2 separate regions of the Mus musculus genome follow, and region 2 is linked to region 1. A link is a loop called in an ENCODE intact Hi-C map of the cell type or tissue named here. Cell type or tissue: gastrocnemius. All regions are shown on one strand. Each heading gives the region's core, and the rest is flanking DNA. Links, peaks and the distances in the headings are about the cores only.

The links. A loop is a pair of places that touch in the nucleus more often than their neighbours do. Peaks named below come from ENCODE experiments on the same cell type or tissue, not always from the same donor. Only the 100,000 strongest peaks of a DNase experiment are listed, where the experiment ranks them.
Region 2: a loop joins it to region 1, with 5 times the contacts of the local background. A loop is called at or near these places in 20 of 42 quality-filtered maps.

What each region holds. Positions count from the first base shown.
Region 1 is chr8:124,348,214-124,352,294 of GRCm38, forward strand. No RefSeq gene overlaps it. Among named protein-coding and RNA genes, the nearest start is that of Pgbd5, 84 kb to the right of the region's middle. In gastrocnemius, for the core only: a CTCF peak has its summit at 1,737 (motif pointing left); a DNase peak (open chromatin) is centred at 1,719.
Region 2 is chr8:123,923,452-123,927,532 of GRCm38, forward strand. It overlaps Nup133 (nucleoporin 133), which reads right to left. Exons shown (of 26, transcript NM_172288.2): 12 at 3,679-3,770. Among named protein-coding and RNA genes, the nearest start is that of Nup133, 24 kb to the right of the region's middle. In gastrocnemius, for the core only: no CTCF peak of the experiment used is centred there; a DNase peak (open chromatin) is centred at 1,468; H3K27ac peaks cover 1,526 bases.

The DNA of each region.
Region 1 (4,081 bases), core at 669-3,168:
ACTGGCCAGCCCTGGAGAATACTTTGCCTCTAATTTTCACAACCCATAAAGTGTTTCCCTATTTGGCACTGGGCAAGCTCTAGCAAGCCAGCCATGAACCTGGGTGACTTGTATAGGTCACATGAGGCACCAGCTCTGAGACTGAGCCTGTCCTGGGGCAAGGGGAGGGCTCAGTGTTGTGCTCTGTGTGACAAGAGGTGGTGAGAAGATGGCAGTCCTCCAGGAGAGACCAGGGCAAGCAGCCCCCTTGTAGCAGCTAGCACATGGCAGTTCTCAAGAGCTGGAGAGCATCAGAGAAGGCTTGGGGATTCTGAGGGGAGAGCGAGGACCTAAAGAAACCTCAGTCAGTTTGGGCTTGCACACCAGACCCACTCCTTGCACACTAGACCCGCCCCTTGTACACTAGAATCACCCCTTGCACACTAGACCTGCCCCATGCACACTAAACCACTCTTTGTAAACTAGACCCACCCCTTGCACACTAGGCACACCCCTTGTACTCTATACTGCCCCTTGTACACTAGACCTGCCCCTTGCATATTAGAGCCACCCCTTACACACTAGAACCACCCTTTGACACTAGACCTGCCCCTTGCACCCTAGACCTGCTCCTTGCACACTAAACAACTCCTTGTAAACTAGAACCACCCCTTGCACACTAAACTACTCCTTGCTCACTAGACCCACCCCTTGCACACTAGATCCGCCCCTTAGGCCAGTCCAAAATGGGAACCCTGTGCTCACTTGCAAGAGGGGCATTGTGGGAGAGGTGAGTGAGGAGGGCATTGTGACCCTGTGTTACACCTAGTGGTCCTCCAAGGAGCAAAGACAGGACTGTGAACTCATGAACTTCCCACTGGAGACATTGAATATGCTCTTCAGCAAATTGGACAACCTTGCAGACTGTAGCTATTCTCATCTGCCTCTCGGGGACCTTCAGTGCCCTGGTGGGAGTAGAGGTGGGGCTGTCCAGGAGTCAGGAGGCACAGCCCCTTACCTGCTCGGCTGAATTCCTGTAAGTCAGTCATGGATGCTAAGCCATTTCTCCATGGCAGGAAGAACTGTGGGGCTAGATAGAGTTTTTCAAGAGAGCCAAGTTGTCTGGCTTGGGACGTAATAAGGTGCTAGGGAAAATGGTGGGCTTTGGGTGTGACTAGACCTGACCTCCTCCTTCTCATAGCTGAGCCACTAGCCTGCGTCATTGCCAATCTCCGCTGTAAACTGGAGGGCTGAGATTTGGGCTGTGCACAGCCCAGGTCCAGGTGAGGTCCTTGGCCTCATCCAGTGTCCCTGTGATGGTGGCTCAGCTTGTCCAGTCCCAAGGTTACACTTGCTACTCTTCTCCACTGTAGGCTCCCATCAGATCGGGGGTGGGGTGGGGGGGGAGGGCGGCATGACAACCTACCACCTCTCCCCGTCTCTAAGATTCAGTTGTCCTTCGGCACACTGTGAGCTTATCCTCTACTGGAAAATACGGTTGTAGCATCACGGACCCCTCAAGTGTCCCAGTGCCTCACAAACCTAGACACGGTGACCAGGTGAAGGACTGTGGGGCTCTGCAGCTCCTTTCCTTTCCCATCCCCGCCAGGTCACCCAGTTAGTCCCAGTGACCGTGTTGTTGCTGGTCTCACGTGGGGCTGTGTCTTCTATAATTCCAGCTGCCCACACTCCCCAGTCCACAACACTATTTGGTCTGTTTTGTGCTAATTTGAGGTTCTGCTGCCCTCTGCTGGCCAGACCGGGAACAGCCTCACCCAGAGGTAGGGACATTTCCCAGGAAAGAAAGGCAAAAAAACCTAGGTTTAGAAGATCATGGGATCCAGGTAAGATCAGGCTGTCAGATCTGTTGCTGTGTTGTTACCCTGACACTTTTGAGGTTAGACACAGCACCTAAACCTGCCCCTCTCCCAGGCCCAGTTCAGTCCACCCATTCCAGGGCAATAGCCTTGGATTCTTAGGTACCCTATACTCTAATGTCCTTAGAGGCCTCAGTGACTCCTTCTCAAGATCTTCAGATATTGTGCTTGGCTGCATGGGATCATAAAGGAATTCCCCACCACATACCAGCTTCCCTGAGCCCGCTCAGAATCAGACCGGATTGCAGAGACCGCACTGTCCTATTAGCACCTGGTACAGACACCAAGGTTACCGTGGGCTTCTTGGGTCAAACACCTACTCACTGTCTAGAGAGCTAACGGGCGCAGTCTCAGCAGCCCCTTGCCCCGCAGAACTGTCTCGAACACGTTGAGCTCAGGAGCATCCCTGTGGGGCAGCTCAGAGGTGCTGGCCCATATTTGCCAGGGTCACATAAGGTTTGCTCCAGGAACAAAGGCACTCAGCTTGTGAAGTAACACCTCCCTCCTGACCTGCCACAGTACCTCGGACCCAGTGACAGTGAGTGACAGCCCATGTGCCCCAAGCCTTGGCTTTTACTGTTAGTGCTCTGGGCAAGTGAGAGGTCTGGTTTTCTCCTCTGTGCTGATGAGTGTTCTTCTTACACCTCGGGGTCTGGGATTTGGTGTTCCTCCGTGGTTTGATTTAATGATAGTTGTAGTCTGCTTGCTTCAGGTGCCCTTCTCTCTCAAGGCAGCCACAGCCATGTGTTCCCATGAGCCCCAGCTGTGCCTTGAATGTGGTTTGTGCCCCCCAGCCCCACCCCAATCCCACCCCCACCGGACCCCAACCCTCTACATGCTCAGCTTCTGTTTGGAGGATCTTACTTCTGACCTGCATAGTCCAGGCTGTCCTCAGACTCACAATAAAGTTCCTTTCACCGTGTACTCACACATGCACACATGCGTGCACATGAACGCACGCACACGCACACGCGCACACACACACACACACACAGGGATGACAGGTATATTCCACCATGCCTAACTATGTGTTGAAATTCAGTGCCCACTGGGAGGCTTCAAGGGGACAGGACTTTAGTCCGACTGTCACCCAGTCAGGGCTCTGGAAGGGGGATCTGAATAGGCAAAGTCATCAGGGTGGTGCACCTGACAGTCCTGGTGGCTTTTTAAAAAGGACTGGCTATGGGGCCATCCCTTGTCTCCATGAGATGGCTGAGCCACCTCAGGATGCTGCCAGCCACAAACCATCACCAGCTGGAGCACCTGGGCTCTGACATTGGGGACAGTGAGTGGAATCAAACTTTACAAAGCAACCTAGCTTTGAGCACATCACTAGATCAACAACGACGACAACGAGAAAGAGACCAAGACAGAGAGAGACAGACAGAGGCAGAGACAGAGAGAGACACACAGAGGCAGAGAGAGACAGAGGCAGAGAGAGGCAGAGAGAGACAGAGACACACAGAGACAGACAGACAGACAGACAGACAGACAGACAGAGGACTAAACCTGCCCTCAAAAGCCTATACCACTGAGACATATGACCAGATCTTAGTACCCATGGTAGGAAGGCTGGGACTCAGGATTAGTAAACGAACCCCAGCAGGCCACCTAACTTCAAGGTCTCTTTTCCTTCAGGGTGCATCTGCCCCAGGAAATCTTTGCTCTAAAAGTACCACTTTGACATTACTCCTGTGGAAGGACAGCTGAGGGCCCAGACCTGAGCTCTGAGCCAGAGGGAGGGAGGAGGATGCTGGTGTCCTGGCCCCTAGTGGCCATCTAGGGGCTCGCTGAGCTCATTCTCTGGGATGGACAAAGAATTGAACATCCAGGAAAGAGCGAAGTCCAAGCCACAGAGACAGGGCCTCTGACTTGGGAATGTTTCTATTTAGGAGTATGGGCGCTTTACCTGCATCTATGTCTGTGTATCTCATGTGCCTGGTACAGAGGCCAAAACACCGAGTTGAATCCCTGGAACTGGAGTTACAGATGGTTGTGAGCCGCCATGGAGATAGGTGCTGGGAGCTGAAGCTGGGTCCTCTGGAAGAGCAGCCATTTCTCCAGCCCTGGGCTGACTATTTTACAGGGTCCTCTATTGGTCCTGTTTAAGGCACTCAGCCTTGAAGCTGTTTCTTTTCACAAGGTCTCTTGAGAATAAGCCACCATCACCTCGGGGACCTGCTGTCACATTCCCTGTCAAACACTCTCAATCCCTGCTGTTCAGA
Region 2 (4,081 bases), core at 517-3,016, 420 kb before region 1:
AGGGATGGCACCACCCACAAGGGGCTGGCCCCATTGATCACTAATTGAGAAAATGCCTTACAGCTGGATCTCATGGAGGCATTTCCTCAACTGAGACTCCTTCCTCTCTGATGACTCCAGCTTGTGTCAAGTTGACACAAAACCAGCCGGTGCACCTGGAAAGTTTGGGGGGAAAGTTCCAGAGCAACAGCATGAAGGACAGTGAGCTCCTAAAAAGAGGACTCTTCTAACCTGGGCAGAGTCATGAGAAAATACCCAGATACCAGTAAGGCCAAGAAGAAGATAAATATGGCCTACACCGAGAAGGCATGAAGGAGATCTAAACATGCACAGCCTGCAGACTGCGGTGTGTGGCTGCACACAACCCCAGGGTCCCGAGGGTGTGCAGGCGCCACTCTAGTCCAACTGTCAAATATGGGAAGTTAGGAGGATCTGGTAGTAACTCAGAACTCTAGTGGAAGAATGGTGTTTTTACTGTGAAGTGTCCACTTCCTTAAAACTCCTGGTCCTGAGCCATGCACAAGTAAAGCTCTTGGGTATAGCTATGTTGGGTATAGCTATGGGTCTAGGGTATAGCTGCGTTGGACCCAGAAACACTTCCTGAGACTATTTAGGCTGAGGCCCCTTTCTGTACCTGGTAACCCTTCCCTGGGAACACCTCAAACTGCCTGCATTAGATGAGCAACACCCCACACTCATGTCTACCTGGAGCCTCGGTGCTCTCTATTTGGGAAGGATGAATTAAGATAAGGATGATCTTGGGGGGGGGCAAAACCCAGCCTACAGCTGATGTAAGGTCACGTGCTGAGTGCAGTGGGACAAGTCTGATACCCTAGCACAAGGAGTGCAAGGCTGAGGGAGAATGATCTCCAGTTCTAGGCTAGCCTAGGCTACACAAGTCGCTGCCTCGAAAGAAAAGAACTAGAAAGAGGCAAACAGAAAAGAAGCATCAACAAGCTCACAAGCTTGTCAGGGGCCATGGTTGTGAGGATGAGAGCATGAACGCACTTCCCAGACCCTCCAGGGCACTGTGGCCCTGTGACCCTGTAATGTGAGCCCCATAAGCCACAGACTTTATGGTCATTTGTCTTTTTTGGTTTCCTCAAAACAGGGTTTCTCTATGTAGCCCTGGCTGTCCTCGAACTCAGAAATCCACCTGCCTCTGCCTCCCAAGTGCTGGGATTAAAGGTGTGCACCACCACTGCCTGGCTTGGTCATTTGTTTTGGTAGCCATAAGAAACCAAAATGAAAGCTACAGTTCCTGGCTGCACTTTCATGCACAGTCTACAAGACCATCACTAGAAACCTGTGCAAGATGAAATAACCCAAATCTCTCTAGTAAGACTCAACCATGCAATACAAGGCCATAAATACACACTCCACTATCTGGTGGTGCCCCCATGTGGACAGGACAGGGAGACCAGCAGACCATAAACAAGGCAGTGTTAGACTGACAAGCTTAGAGTCTCCTAAGTGAACGTGCACCATCCTGCACCATCCTGCAGGTGGCAGTAGAGGCATCTTTCCAAACCAAGACATGCAAGGCAAACTACTGCTCCTTCACCCCTCTCCTCAAACTGCCAGAACCAGCAACCATGCTACCTACAGCCTCGCTGCTCTGGCAAGAGACAGACTTGGCAGGCAAGGCATTTTCCCAAGTCTATTCAAACATAAACCAATCCTGCCTATGAAGGAAAGTACGTAACAGGCAGATAATGTGATGATAAGAAACTGACATGTGAACCAGTGCCCATGGCGGTTCCACTGTACACGCATGCCCTAAAACCTAGACGGCACAGTTCTAAGGCTACTGTGCCCCAAACATACTCCAGTACATCAGGAACCCTGCACTCCACAAACAAGCCCAGCCAGCCCGTGAGAGTGGGGTCAAGTTCTAGGGGCTCTTTGCACAGGTGACTCATCTGCTAAAGACACGTGGTCAGCCCCAAAGAGCTGAAATGATCTCCAGCTGTCGACAACTGGGGCTGGAGCCCCAGGCTTCCAACAGGCTATAGGGATCTACTTGTACAAGACCTAATCAATAATTACAGATGCTTCCCCAAACTCTCATAAACAAAACACCTTGTATTTACAAAATTTTTTGAATAAAGAAAAATGAAAACCAAATAATATGAAGCTAAAAAATAGACAACACTTGAAAGTTTTATCTGTTATGTTTGACTCTCAGGACTATTTGACAATGTTTGGAGATAATGTGGTTATAACAAACAGGGGGAAGGACCAGTGTGGTACCAGGCTTCTAGTGGGAGAGTCAAGGGTGCTGCTCAACAGATGCCCCCAACTGGTTACCTGTCTCAAATGTCAAGGCAGCAATCACACTCTACAGGAAGCAAAGAGCTGCCAGCCAAGGCCCTACAAATGTGAGAAGTCCAGGCCAGAAACAGCCACATCGGAATCTGGGCACAACGAGAGCACAGCTGGGACTTGCCCAACTGCCACCCGACCTGATCTCCAACAGCCAAACTGCAGAATCTGAGCAAGCCTGAAGAACACTGGGTTCTGTGGTAACTAAACCTAAGTCAAAGGAGATGCTTCTGCAACATCCATACAACTCAGTCTGCAATTTATCCACTTTGATACTTTATAAGGGAGACCATGTCCACTGTCTTCAAGACTGCCAATTTGAATGGCCATTGTTTCCCATGAAGGCCGTGTTAAGATCCGATGCTCCCGACCTACACGGGGCCTCACTGGCTGTCAGGTTCAGATAATTGTTTAGAACCTCAGCACCCAGAAAGACTTCCTCGAAACGGCACACTCTCACCACTAGCTCTCAGTGCCCACCAGTGCACAGCAAGCATCAGCAAACTGTGTCCCACACAACTGTAAGCTGTAGCTTATACTTTTGTACATTGTGTGAAGTTTACCCTTGTGTTAATCAAATACTGATTTTTTTCTGCTCCTATATCCTGTTTCAATCTGGACAGGGCATTGTAATCCTTATACCAATAATCTCTGGTCTCAAATTTGTGTAATTCTTACCATTTGTTCTCTACCTTATCAATAAATGCTGATCACCCAATGGCTGGGCAGAACAGAGAACAGGGCGGGCTGTGGACCAAGCAGAGGAAGGAGAGAGGAGGCTCAGATCCTCCAGGAGAATGGAGGGGTGGAGCCATGAGGCAGGGGGTCTGGAGAAAGATCATGGAAACACAGCTAAGCCCAAGGTGCAAGATCAATAATATTATCAAAGCACACTGGGATGGGCTAAGAGGCAGCCACATTAGCAGAGGAGGGTGGGGTCAGCTATTAAGGGGCAGCTTTAAATCTTGGTTTCTCTGTTTGTTATTGGGGACTAAATTAGCTGCTAATACTTATATTAAGGATAATTCATTTACAACACGCTGTGATTTAAAATGTGCTAGGCCAGCTGAGCATAGTGGTCATGGCTACAAATCCTGCATTAGAGGAGCAAGATAGGAGGACCAGCCTGAGTTACACAGCAAGACCCATAAAGCAACAGGGAGGTGCGTGGGTATGTGCTGGGGTGGTTAGGAGCGGCTCTTGCTCTTGCAGAGGACGTTTTGGTTCCTGTCACCCTGATCAGGTGCGTCACAATTGCCTGTAACTCCAGCTCCAAGAGATCTGATGCCCTTTTCTGGATTCTATGAACACACACACACAGAGACAGAGACAGAGAGATCTTAGGTGCCATACCTGCAGTACTGTAGAAATGCAGCCTTAAGCAGTTTTGTCTTGTCTTCATGGGCTACAGTTTCGTTTTTTGTGGTGGTCTCAAAAACCATACTCTGCAAAGAAAAAAGCTATCACTTAGAGGTGAAGGCACAGGATCATTCCTACCTGAAAGGTGATCCTGCGGTAGATCACACAGCCAGAGCTGATTGCTGATGACCAATCAAAGCCCTGCAGGAAAGGCAGGTAACTCAGGACTTTCCCACCATTGGTCAGAACTGTCCCAACTGTCTCTATGCTTGTCACAATGGGCATTAGCGGGAATGACACGGCTGAGCAGGACTAAGGAGAACTAGGAAGAAACGGAACAGTGCAAAAGGAACTCAGGACCATGGAGCAGCACTGCCAGATAACCAGCCACGTGATC